Linked DNA regions of Homo sapiens: region 1 is linked to region 2. A link is a contact called in ENCODE Hi-C or POLR2A ChIA-PET data. All regions are on one chromosome and are shown on one strand. The core of a region is the stretch at or near the end of the contact, and the rest is flanking DNA. Distances in the headings are between cores, read along the strand shown.

Evidence for each region. Hi-C counts contacts between places; a loop is a spot of excess contacts on that map. ChIA-PET counts read pairs that join two places held with the same protein, here RNA polymerase II (POLR2A). Pooled maps may share reads with other maps.
Region 1: a map of PC-3 shows a loop between it and region 2 (9-fold over the local background). The contact joins two enhancer-like sites. A Hi-C loop is called at or near these places in 3 of 168 maps with a recorded cell type or tissue (PC-3, Right ventricle myocardium inferior and esophagus muscularis mucosa) and 3 of 50 pooled maps. POLR2A ChIA-PET finds 5 or more read pairs at or near these places in 2 of 52 experiments (H1 and WTC11).

Annotation. Positions count from the first base shown.
Region 1 is chr2:217,273,065-217,279,063 of GRCh38, forward strand. No RefSeq gene overlaps it. Among named protein-coding and RNA genes, the nearest start is that of DIRC3-AS1, 6.7 kb to the right of the region's middle. Within about 2 kb of position 4,732, at least 8 of the 41 ENCODE cell types and tissues checked have a DNase peak (open chromatin) inside an H3K27ac peak, as active enhancers do.
Region 2 is chr2:217,429,130-217,435,693 of GRCh38, forward strand. It overlaps DIRC3 (disrupted in renal carcinoma 3), which reads right to left. Exons shown (of 13, transcript NR_186301.1): 4 at 4,819-4,987; 5 at 3,794-3,892. Among named protein-coding and RNA genes, the nearest start is that of DIRC3-AS1, 150 kb to the left of the region's middle. Within about 2 kb of position 5,127, at least 14 of the 41 ENCODE cell types and tissues checked have a DNase peak (open chromatin) inside an H3K27ac peak, as active enhancers do.

The DNA.
Region 1 (5,999 bases), core at 3,482-5,981, 160 kb before region 2:
GGATGAGGAGGAGGAAAGCCCGATTTTTCCTTTGTTTCCTTTTGAAATAAAGCAAGAAAGTGCTGAAACACCCTTCTTAGGCTGGTGGGAAATCAAGGCTAACTGATCCCAGGTGGATTAAGTAGCCAGCGAGTCCAGGAAATGTCTAGTCCAGTGACCTTCTGACAGGTAGGGGGTTGGGAGCTGGCTATGCCCACCTCAGGACCTTCAGGAATCCCACACCTGCCCTCTGAGGTGCTGCTGCCTTGACCGACCTTTTCACACCCAGAGCCAAGAATTACAGCCTGTCTGAGCTCACCTCTCTGTGACCTCCCAGTCCTACTCCTTTACCCGGAGACACATCTGGGGCCCAGCTGAGCTCAGATGTTGGAAGGGCTTATCACACCCATCCTCCTCCAACTGCCCCAGGTGCCCAGGGAAAAGTGATCACCAAGGCAACAAAGGGACCTCCTGCGACCTTGGGTCACCCTCTGAGATGAACATTTGGGGAATGAGGTTAAGGGATCCTGGACCAGCACGCTTTTCCAAAAGGACACTGCTCATCCACCTCTGTAGGACTTACTGGGCCATCCTGACCGCACCACCCAGTGAATCCCACTAGAAAGCAGGTCCATACAGAGCAGAGGCCTTTTCTATTAGGTTGGTGCAAAGGTAATTTCAGTTCTTGCCATTTTTTTTTTAACAGCAACCTAATACTTCAAACTGCATTTCCACTGCCCTGCACAATGCCTGGCACAAGTGGGAATGTAGCACATGCTTGTTAAATGAATGCAGGAATGAATGAAGGAGGCTCCATGGGCCCCAATCTTCCTGACAATGTACTGTGCTCCAGAACCTATGGCCTTTTTTCTTTACCTCTCACCCTTCTTTTCTTGATCTATGCCTTCCTTTTCAAGGGCCCTTTCTCTCAGTTTCATAACACTTGGAAGGCACTCAGAGCCCATTTAAAATCAACGTGACGATGCACAGGACCATACTTATTCCCAGTTGCATTAATTTCCTTAGGCAGCCATAACAAAACACCACACACAAGGGACCTTAAACAACAGAAATGTGTTTTCTCACAGTTGTGAAGGCTGGAAGGAAGCCCAGGATCAAGGTATCAGCAGGGTTAGGTTCTGCTGACCTCTCTCCTTGGTTCATAAATAGCCACCTCTGGCTATGTCCTAACATGGCCTTTTCTCTGTACATGTGTAGAGAGAGAAAAAGAGAGAGAGGGAGTATGAATCTCTGGTATCTTTTCCTCTTGCTGTAAGGACATCAGTCCCATGGGATTAGGGCTCCATTCTTATGACCTCATTTAACTTTTTAAAATTACCCCATTAAAGGCCCTATTTTTTATTATAACCCCTTTGAGGATTATAGCTTCAACCTATGGATTTTGGGGGGATACCACTAAGTTCATAACATCAGGCAAAAGGAGTTCTCTGATGGGTCCCACAATCTGGAGGTACCACTCTGGCCCTCCTCTGGTCATGCCCTTCCCCAGAGCATGAGCAACCTACCAGATTATAGGGTCATGTCCATCCAGAGCTGGCGCTCCACCTTCTAGACTATATTCTGGGTACATGGTACCCCAAAATTCCTTTCCCAAGGAAGGACCCTGCCTCCCACTCAGTGGGTGGCCATGGAGCAGCTATTTCAGGGGAGCCAAAACAGAGCTTGGAATGTGAGCCAGTTTGTCTACACATGAGCCTGCCAGGCCCTCCATGACGTGGGAAGATGCCTGGGGAGGAAAAAGAGAGGGGGTAACCCAGGATCATGGGGCCGGAGGCTGGGACTACAGCCAGCTTACCACAAGCCACCATATTGTGGCAGGAGGACAGTACATATTTATTTAATACTTCCTTAGCTTCCTATAGAGCTTTTACATATTTAGACGTGATAGATGGGCCTCCTTTTGTACTCCTCCCCTGGGCACAGTAAATGTTACACATGGGCTCGACCTACATTCTGGTTTGTCCTAGGACAATCCGAGTTTATGCCTGATGTCCTACAGTATTATTAATACCATCACACTTTCATTTTCAATGTCCTGTTTGGGGACAATAAATTGTGTGCTCTGCTCAGCTATAAGATACAACATTAACACAGAAGTTGGGGAACCGACCGAGAAGAGGTTGATCTAGAATAATGAAATAGTTGTTAACCCACCCCTGAGCTGGCTGCAGGATGTACGAGATGTACAAGACACGCTTCCTCCCCAAGGAGTTTGTTGATTATGTCTAGGGCACCAGACTCACACTTTGCTTTCTCTAGAGAACAATGCAGGAAAGTGCACAGATGTAGTTGAGTACTTAATTAATCAGGGCCCAAATATACGGTGTGGATAGTGAAAGGAATATGACTGTCTGCAGAATTCTCCAAACTAGGGCTTCTTAGGCTGGAGCACATAAAATGGAAAACTAGTTCAACAGAAAGAATAGTAATACAAAAGGAATAGAAATCTTTCTGTACATATAAAACAATAAACAAAAGAAGCCCATGAAACTCCCTTAATGCCTCTCACAGCCCCCTGGGTTAAGGACTGAGCAAAGGTTTGAGGCATTTTCTTTTTCTGCATCCAAGTCCTTATTTTCAATTAACACTCTCATCACATCCCTTCCTGGGGACAGGAGCCTGAGGAAGCTTGAACAGGTAGGGACCATCTGGACCAGCTGCACTGGCTGTAGTCTGGTTGTTTTAAATCTCACCTTGCTCCTTCCCTCTGGTCCCTCAACTCCCTTCTCCAGATGCTCAGGCCTATATGTCTTGATCTCATGAAAGCTCTGAAGCTCTGTGACCTTTTCTGACAACTTACTCTCTGTGCTGATTTTCTTTTGCGTAAAGCACCTGCCATATGGACACATCTTCCTAGTTACCCTCTCATCTGTGAGAGTCCACTGGATTGGAGTACCACAGTTAGGTTCACAACCCTGAGTCTGTACGGAGTCTCTGAGGTCATTACCTCTCTCTTTGTGCCAGTATAAGGGATGGTTTTTTAATTGAGATCTTTATTAATTTTCACATGTAACTTTTACACAATAGATAATATATCCCCACAGAATAATATTCAGAATATACAAAAGGGAATACTGTAAAAAGCCTTATGTATTCAGTTCCTTTCTAGTTTTGCGTATTTTTTCCAGAGAGGTTTATTTTCTGTCTCTTATTATTCCTTTTAAAAAATACAAGAGCGAATATGCAAAGCATATTGCTCTACACTGGCTTTTGTTTTAAGTAAACCTTCTGTTTTAGAATAGCTTTAAATTTATAAAAAATTGCAAAAGTAGAATAGAGAGTTCCTATTAACCCCCTACACACACACACACACACACACACACCACGTTCCTCTAATAATAATAGCTTAACATTAGTAAGGTGCATTTGTTGCAATTAATAAGCCAATATTGACACATTATATTTAATGAAAGTTTGTACTTTACTCAGATGTTCTTTGTATTTACCTCATGTCATTTTCCTGTTGCAAGATTACTTCCACAACACTACAGTTCATTTAGTTGTTGCGTCTCCTTAGGAGTCTCTCGGCTCTAACAGTTTATCAGATTTTCCTTGTTTTTGATGACCTTGACAAATTTGAGGAATGCTGTCAGGTATTTTGTAGAATGCTCCTTGGCTGGGATTGTCCTGAGGTTTTCACACCGTTAGACTAAGGTTATGGGTTCACACAGAGGTAAACTGCCATTTTTCGTATCAAAGGTACATGCTGTCAGTATGACTTACCACTGGATATTAACCTTGATCACCTGACTGAAGGTGTTTGCTAGGTTTCTTCACTATGAAGTTACTTTTTTTTCTCTCTTTGCACACTCTTTGGAAGGAAGGCACTAGGTACAGTCTACACTTCAGAAGTGGGATTTATGCTCTATCTCCTTAAGAATAACTGCACAAATTATTTGAAAACTTTTTGCATAAGAGATTTGTCTTTTCTCCCCCATTTATTTATTTATCCAGTCATTTATTTGAGTGACATAATTTGTATGTTGGTATAATGTCAGATAATTTCCAGGATGAGTGTCTTAATCCATTAGGGCTGATGTAACAAAATATCATAAACTGAGTGGCTTGTAAACAATAGAAATGTATTCCTCAGAATTCTAGAGGCTGGGAAGTTCAAGATCAATGCACCAGCATATTCAGGGTTTGGTAAACCTTCTTGCCGTATCCTCAGGTGGTGGAGGGGTGACACTCTCCCTGGGGCCTCTTTTATTAAGGGCACTAATCCAAATCACTAGGGCTCCTCGCTCAGAGCCCCCAATCACCTCCCAGAGTCCCTAGCTCCTAACACCATCACCCTGGGGGTTAGGATTTTAACACATGAGTTATGAAGCAATGTAAACATTTAGTCCATCGTAATGAGGAATTGCGGAGTCAGAGGAATATGTGCTTGTCCTTTTGATGGATGTTGACAATTGCCCTTCAATGAGATGGCTCCAGCATACATTTCCGTAAGTGGTGGGTGGGCAGTGCCTATTTCACCCAGCTTTTCCCACATGGTGTATACATAAATTATTTTATTTTATTTTTTCACAGGTCTTAAATGTGGGAAATAGTCTACAGTTTGGAAGACACCAGAGAAAAATGCTCCACAGCTCGCCCTGGTGACTCACTACAACTTATGGGAAGATGTGAGATTATTCTGTATTCTAATGTATGTTAGAAGGCACACTCCACCCAAAGCCTTCCTGTGTGTTCCTCCCTGTGAGCTCACATCCCGTTCACCAGCTGACTGGGAAGGGAAGTCAGGACCAGCCCTGACCCCATCACACCATCATAACCTCGGGATGGCAGGGCTGGAAGGCACCTCAGACGTCATCCTTTGCAGACTCTTCATTTTACAGTGAGAGGCATGACGTGTCCACAGCTGGTTAGTGCCAAAGCCTGGGACAGGCTTCACATTGTCCAGCTCTTAGTCAGAGCACTGTTGACAATGTCTGCCTTCACTTGGAATTCAGCACCTGCTTTCAGTATAAACCCCTGCATTTCACTAAAACTGAGCAGACTGCTGGTTTAAAAAAGAGAGGTCCATCCAGCAGGGATGATGCTTTTCCTCGTTGAAAGAGGACATTCACCTAATGGGAGACCTGGAGTCAGAATCTTTCTGATGTGTGACTTGGCACAGTAACACAATGCAGGATGCTGGTGTGTTAATAAAAATAAAAATTGCATCGCCTACCTCAGAGTCGACAACAATGTCAAGGAGTTAATGTGAGTACATCTGAAAATGTTACTAATCATGATGATGATATCAATGTCTTTTATTTGCAAGTTCCATTTGTTTTTACTGAAATAATTACTCCTGAGTGGGGCTAGAAGCCAAGCACTTGACAAGTTTGCTCTTTGAACCAGTATGGTTGTGATGTGATTTGGAGTTCCTGCTACTCCTCTCCTCTAAATTTCTTGGATTGGAAACTGTCACTCTTCAGTTAGGAATGCTGAACGGATCCCAATGCTTTAGCGGTGGCCTGGACAGAATGAACTAGGGAGGCTACCACATTTGTTTAAAAGTGCACTGTTCTAGACATCTCTATAAGGAATAAATTACTGGGCTCTGTGCTAATCTGTTTGTATGGCTATAAAGGGATACCTGAGGCTGGGTGATTTATAAAGAAAAGAGATTTAATTGGCTCATGGTTCCACAGGCTGTATAGGAAGCATGGTGCCAGCATCTTTTTCTGGTGAGGGCCCCCAGAAGTTTAAAATCATGGTGGAAGGTGAAGGGGGTGCAGGTGCATCACATGGCAAAAGCAGGGGTGGAGTCAGAGGGCAAGTGTTCCATGCTCTTTTAAACAACAACCAGATCTTGCATGAACTCAGAGCCACAACTCAGTTATCACCAAAGGGATGGTACTAGGCCATTCAGAAGGGATCCACCCTGATGAATGATCTAATCACATCACAACCATACTGGTTCAAATACAGATGTGCTGATTGTTAAAAGACCGAACTACTTCTTTACTGGTTGGTAAATAGTCACTGCTTCAAAAACCCAGGGTGAC
Region 2 (6,564 bases), core at 3,877-6,376:
ATGCAGAAAAGCACAAAAATATGCATTAGTCTTAAGAAGCCAGGGCTGTCCCAACATATTACTCCCATAATTTTCCACTGTGGGTTCCCAGATGGGTTGGATGGTGCTCATGATTCTTCAGCTTATTTCATGCCTTATGCAGCCAGCTCCTAGGGAGGTATGGAAAATGAGAGCCCAGTCTGGAACCTCAGACCTTCAGACTGCCAAGGGCTGGTAGGATTTCCCCAGCATCCAATCTTCATCCTTATAAGGGTCTGCTCTGCCAAGGACCCATTCTCTTGATTTCAGCTCAATGATCTTGTCTGCCTTGGCAGGGCCTGCTCACCACAAGCTTGGATGTCATGGAATTTTGGGGAAGAAAGAGCATTAAATACTTCTCCATGTTACTTCTTGCCCTCCCTGAAACAGTTGACTGGACTCTAACACTTGGTTTGGGGAAGAATTTTACCCCGAAGCCATCTGGCAAGGCTGAAGACATGTCTTTTTATATTCTGCTTTCCTTGGGAGTAATAGGCCAAGAGAGATTCATGTTTGTCTCACAAAGAGGAGGTGACCGTGGTTTCTGGCAACACCTTGCTTTAAGGCAGTGGAGTCAAGAGTAAAGAGGCTGGAAAAGCAGAATACTTACTCTACCTCCACCCCTCACTCCCCTGGGGACTTGTCTATGGTCAAATCCCTAAAGACTCTCTTTTCACATTGATAAATCAGGGGCAAGAACCACATAGCTCACCCCAATTTAGTAAGGCCAAAACAAGAGAGGAGTAGTGAGCATTTGAGAAGCACTGACATGGAAATTATAAACAATGAAGCCCTCTATAAACAGGCTCTTGGCTGAGTTTTAGAGGTGGATTTCTTCATCTGGTTTGGGGCATGTCAGTTCATCCATATAACTCCTGCACGAATCTGATCCAAAGTGTGCAACTCAATTCCTTCTGCATCTCCTTCCCTCACCTTGCTCATTTCTATAGGACACAGTATATTTCAGCACATAACTGCACATCAAGTAAAATTTACTTGGGAGGGGTGGCAGCTAACCAGAATTTGAGTTCTTGCTCAGCGACATGGAATGTATGAAGCAAGGGCCTGGCTAAACAGCTTTATATAATACGACCGAGTAAAGTAGGGTAGTACCAACAAAGAATTTGACTAAGCCTTTGGAGCTTCTTGTCCTGACCAAGTTCACCTGTAGTGAGGAGAGAACAGCCATTCATGGATCACTCAGGTGGTGACAAGGCGACGAGGTAATGCCTTTACTTTCACAGCATATGAGTGGCCTCTCTGGGCTGTGGGCAGAAGCTGCCATGGCCTGGAGGCAGGTCCTGCCATTTTGAAAGTGCCTCCATATCACCCTTCCACATTACTTTTGTGTTTGTAAATGTATGTCTGTCTATATAATCTCCCCCTCTATTCTGGCAGGAAACTCATTTTGTAATGGAACAAAATCAGTCAGCTAGAGTGTCCACTAAATCGCTGTTGCGATATACAAAGGGGCTGGGTTGATATTTGATGTCGAAGAAAGAAAGAGAAAGTGGCCCTGAAGATAAGCCTGGGCCGAGAGGAAAACAGATCAGGCACCCTGAGACCTGGGAGGCACAAGCATGACGAATTTCTACCTTCTGTCTTGGTACAATGTCGACTAAATGTGTCTTTCCACTTTACATCTCAAAACTTAGGTAATGGGGTAGGAAAGCTTAGTGTAACTGAGACAGAATTGAGGACAATGAAGTCTGCTGGCCTGGCTTCCCGCTGTAATGACATGCTGGATATTCATCTCAGCTAAGCCACTTCAGACAATAAAGGAAAGGTCTTAGGATGTCAAATAATTAGTACTAGGCCTATGTGGCTGCTGTACGTTGTATTTATGTCTCATTGTGTAACACAGAGCAAGTCACTGCTCTCTGGAATTTTTCATCTGTAAAATTATATTACAGCTAAGAACTGACCTACCAGAGGGCAAGAGAGTTCCAGCCCTTTAACACCCTGGTATTGCATTAGGGTTGCTCAACCCAAGGGTCATGATGCATAACTCTCTGGCCATGGAGAATCGTTTGTGTGGCTAGAATTTCCTGCTGTGCCCCCAGCCCAATGCCAGGAAATCTCTCCTCTGTTTTTTTTAATTGATCTTTTGTTCGTATGTGTTGTTTCTTCTTTTCTTTGTAGGCTATGAGAAATTGAAGTAAAAGAGGAGGGCTAGTGATCTAGTAGGAACTGGATTTCAATTTTGAATCTGAGTACTTGGTGACATGAGATAGGGTGTTGATAGGTTCACCCATCACCTAACAGCAGAGCAAGGAGAAGATAAGATGGGATGCCAAGCACAAGAATAGATTTCTGAAGGGTCCCAGGGCCCATGAAGAGGGGCCAGACCCACACAGATCCCTACAGTAACTTAGGAGCTGGCACAAGGCAGTGAATTTAAGGGCAGTTGGTCCTTCACTCTAGGTATGTCCCTTTATGGTTTGGCAGCCAGGTATATGCCAGCTTTTCAGGGGCAGGCATTGAAAGCTGCTGTGGGAAGCACAGCTGGCAGACCCTCCAGATTCTCGAAATTTCACCACTGTCCCTGGTATGTTGGCTAGGCCTGCCTCAGTCCTTTCCCTCTTACTGACTCTCAAGAAAGGGATGCCAACCCGTCTGCTTTGTCTGGGAGACTTCCGCTGTTTCTGAGAAATACTGGCTATTGAGAATACCTTCCGGTCTCTGGTCCTCCCCAGTTCAATCAGCCACAGACAGGGCACTTGTTTCCTCCTTGCACCTTAAGGGACAATCCACCCACCTGCCTCCTCACTCCTCGCTCGCAATGCTTACTCAGCCTAGGCTGGAGCCCACCTGAAATGGGGAGGGCCAGGACAACTCTCTTCAGAAGTAAGGGGTGTGGGCGACTTTGTAATGTCTGAGGCTTTGGGTTTCTGAAAATGTCACTGTGTTTTTGCTGAGTCATGGCCAGTTTTCCTGATCTCCATTTTTCCTCTTACTGCTTTTGCCCCTTTTGTCTGGTCCTCATTCCTTAGAACTCAGATATCACAAAATGTCTCCTGGGAATAGATGTACTGAGGCACTGCTACCCTCTTTCTCTCTCTCTCCCTATCTCTCTCTCTCTCACACACCCCCACAGATACACACACACACACACAGAGGAAACCTCATGAAATCTACAGGAAAAAGTATTAGTTTGGTGCAAAAGTAATTTGCGATTTTTGCCATTCCTTTCAATGGCAAAAAACACCATTACTTTTGCACCAACCTAATATTTGGCATTCAATTACTTCTCAAGCAACTGATTGCCTAATCTCTTTTCCTTTAAAAAAATTTATGTTCTACCTGTATAAAACAATATATAGTTTTGTTTTTTAAATTATTCAAGCTGGAAAGTACAAAAAAGTTTAAAAAATCACTCCAGTATTCCATCATTAAGACCACTCTTGTTACTTTTACGTAAGAATTGTTCCTGTGATCTCTCAATGTATACTGATAGGCATAACTTTCTAAAAATGAGATCTTACTGCTGTTTACTTTTTAAAATCAAAAGTATTAAGTTTGCCTGAATTTAGACTAAGAAAAAGATTATTAGGAACCTTTAAAAAATCCTAATATAAAAAATGTCACTTTAACACATGAAATATTCATTCCTAAAAGGATTCTTTTTGTTTGGGGTAGGGGGAGGAGTTGCAAAACTTTAAGATATGGGAACCACGACATTTTTTAACTCATTAGACCCTGGCTTTTAGGGCCATGGCTTGTATTTTACACTTGTTTAGAAGCTATGTTCTTCAAAAATAAAATTAGAACTCACCAGGTGTTTTAATTATTCTTTACACTCCTGCTTCAACACTTTTGCATCGTGCTTCCTATCTACGTAACACGAAGAATCCCCCTCCACTGGGACAACCATCTAGAAAGGGGGAAGAGAAGGAGAGGTTAAGGAAGAGACTGAGAGGATCAGATATCTAGAGAAAATCCATTTGAAGCAAGGTAGACTGGCTTTCTGCCTAATTCCCCCTTTCTCTTAGCAATAACAGTTTCATAATTAGCTTTAGCCAGATTTCTAGATAATTAATCCTCCCACCACAACCTGCCCTACACCATTGTGACTTGGAAAAAAAATTAACCCCATTTTAATGGTACTGATCTACTTACATATGTTCTTATAAAACTGCTTTAAAAATGCAGTATAAGTAAGTGTAATGCTTAGAAAGCTGTGGGGCATGTCTCAGTATCAAAGCATTACTGAATTCAAAACAGCATGGGTATACCGGTATTCCAACCTGTACTCACATCTCTTCTAACATTTTAGGATGTGCCATAGCATATGTCAAGGTTGCTTATTAAACTTTCAATCTTCTCCTGTTCTTTGGCATCCCAAACTCCCTGACCCCTCATACTTCCTACCCCAGGAGAACTTGCCCTTCCATCCACAGCATTTTATCCCGCCATCTTGGTCCCTCAATCTTCCCCCCTCCTTTTCTCCCCTTCCAGTGTGCTCCTCAGTAGTCATGAGCCTGGGCGCTTGCAGCTCCCGCTCAGGAATGCGCTTGCCTTGCTTTCGTCCTTTCTCTTATCAGAGAGGAGTGGGGAAGAGAGAAGATGAGCAAATATGCCATAAGAGGGGAAAGGCAGGGTCTGTCACCTCCACTTTGCTGATGATTGATGTCATGTTGCACTGGCTTTGTGGCTGGGCCCTTGTGAAAGGTGTGAATAGTGGTGGGGTGGGGGACAGATTGTTTGAAACCATCTCTCTCCGGTTGGTTTTGTTGGTTTCTCTACTCCTAGAAGCAGAGGAAAAAGAGGGGGAAGTTAAATATGTGGTGATGGTACTACCTTTTAATCAGTGTCTCCAAATATCCTTCAGAGCAGATTTTCTCAGCATCGGCCAGCATGAAACGAGGGTCTTTTTAAAGATCATTTTCTTTCTTGGATCAAAGTTTCTTTGTTTGTGATTCTGAGTTCCGTTCCTGTGTGTCTCTGTGGTAGGGCCTTGAATAGAGGACTAGAAGGAGAAGAATAAGAAGAAAAGTGTATATCAGGTGCTTTTAAAAAAATCAATTCAAACGAAAATTGCAGAAGGGTGCCTGGACAGCTAGGCTGACAGTGACCAGAGCTGGAGAGAGAGGCTCTGCCTGGTAACAGAGCTCTGATTGGCCAGACCTGTGCAAGGACTAGGCCTATAGGGACGGCTCTGAGCTGTGCTTCTGCAGGCAGCTGAACTTGGCAGGCACAAGCAAGCCCTGCAAAGACACGCTCAAAACAATCCAGAGTACAGACAGCTGCTGGCGTGAAGAAGCTGTGAGTACTGACAGCACTTGGGGTTGTGAGCCTGCCACTTAACTCTACAGCCTACTGCCTCTGCCTCTTGTGGTTAGATTTCTGTCTTCCAGATGATTAACTCTTTGAGACATGGTCTTACCAACAGTGGTAACACAGGCAGGGAGTGTCTTTGAAAAACAACTGGCCAGGGAGTCAGGGGTCTAGGTCTATACCAGGCATTAAATACTGTATGTATTAGCATGAACAGGGGTGTCTGCTTGACACTGTGGTACAAGCTCCACACCACCAATCCCTCATACAGCCCAAGAAGATAGAAACAGTTACGATCCCATTTTCCAGAGAAGAGAACAGAATCAGGCCCTGCACACACAGTCTGCAACTATTTGGGGGCACATGTGGACTCTCAACCATCTTCCGGTCGACAGCAGTTCAGTGTCAACTGGAAGACAGGCTGCTCTAAGGCAACGATGTCTTCTGGCCAATTTTGGGCTGAAATTGAAGTATTAGGTAGAGCCAATTGTTCCTATTATTAAAAATAAAACCCTGGGAGAAAAGATTGAAAAACGAATATTTTTTAGTGAGGAATTAATAGATATTTGTATTCACAAACTGAGTACTTAAATGCAGTTTAAAATGAAGGGACTGGCCAGTTGTGGTGGCTCATACCTGTAATCCCGGCACTCTGGGACACCAAGGCGGGAGGATCACCTGAGGCCAGAAGTTCAAGACCAGCCTGGCCAACATGGTGAAACCCCGTCTCTACTAAAAATACAAAAATTAGCCTGGCATGGTGACGTGTGCCTGTAGTCCCAGCAACTCAGGAGGTTGAGGCAGGAGAATTGCTTGAACCTGGGAGGCAGATGTTGCAGTGAGCTGAGATCATGCCACTGCACTCCAGCCTGGGCGACAGAGCGAGGCTCCATCTCAGGAAAAAAAAAAAAAAAAAAAAGGAAGGGATTGTATCTATATGCAAGAAAATATACAGTTCAAAAACATATTGTTTACTGGAAACAAATTGCAAAACAATTCATGCAGTGTATTATTCAGCCAAAATTTTACAACTACAAAGCAATACCATCTATTATCTGATATATAAAATCTGTAATGAGCTAATAAAAACATGGACCGGAATAGTATATATCAAATTACTGACAGTGGTCATCGCTGGAGAGAAAGAAGCAAGACTAGGATGGAGAGGAGGAACAAAATGGTTTTCAATTTTAACTGTGAGATATACTATCTGAAGCCTAAGTGACAAAAAGTGAACATTTTAAATATGAGCAGGGGATATGTGTATCA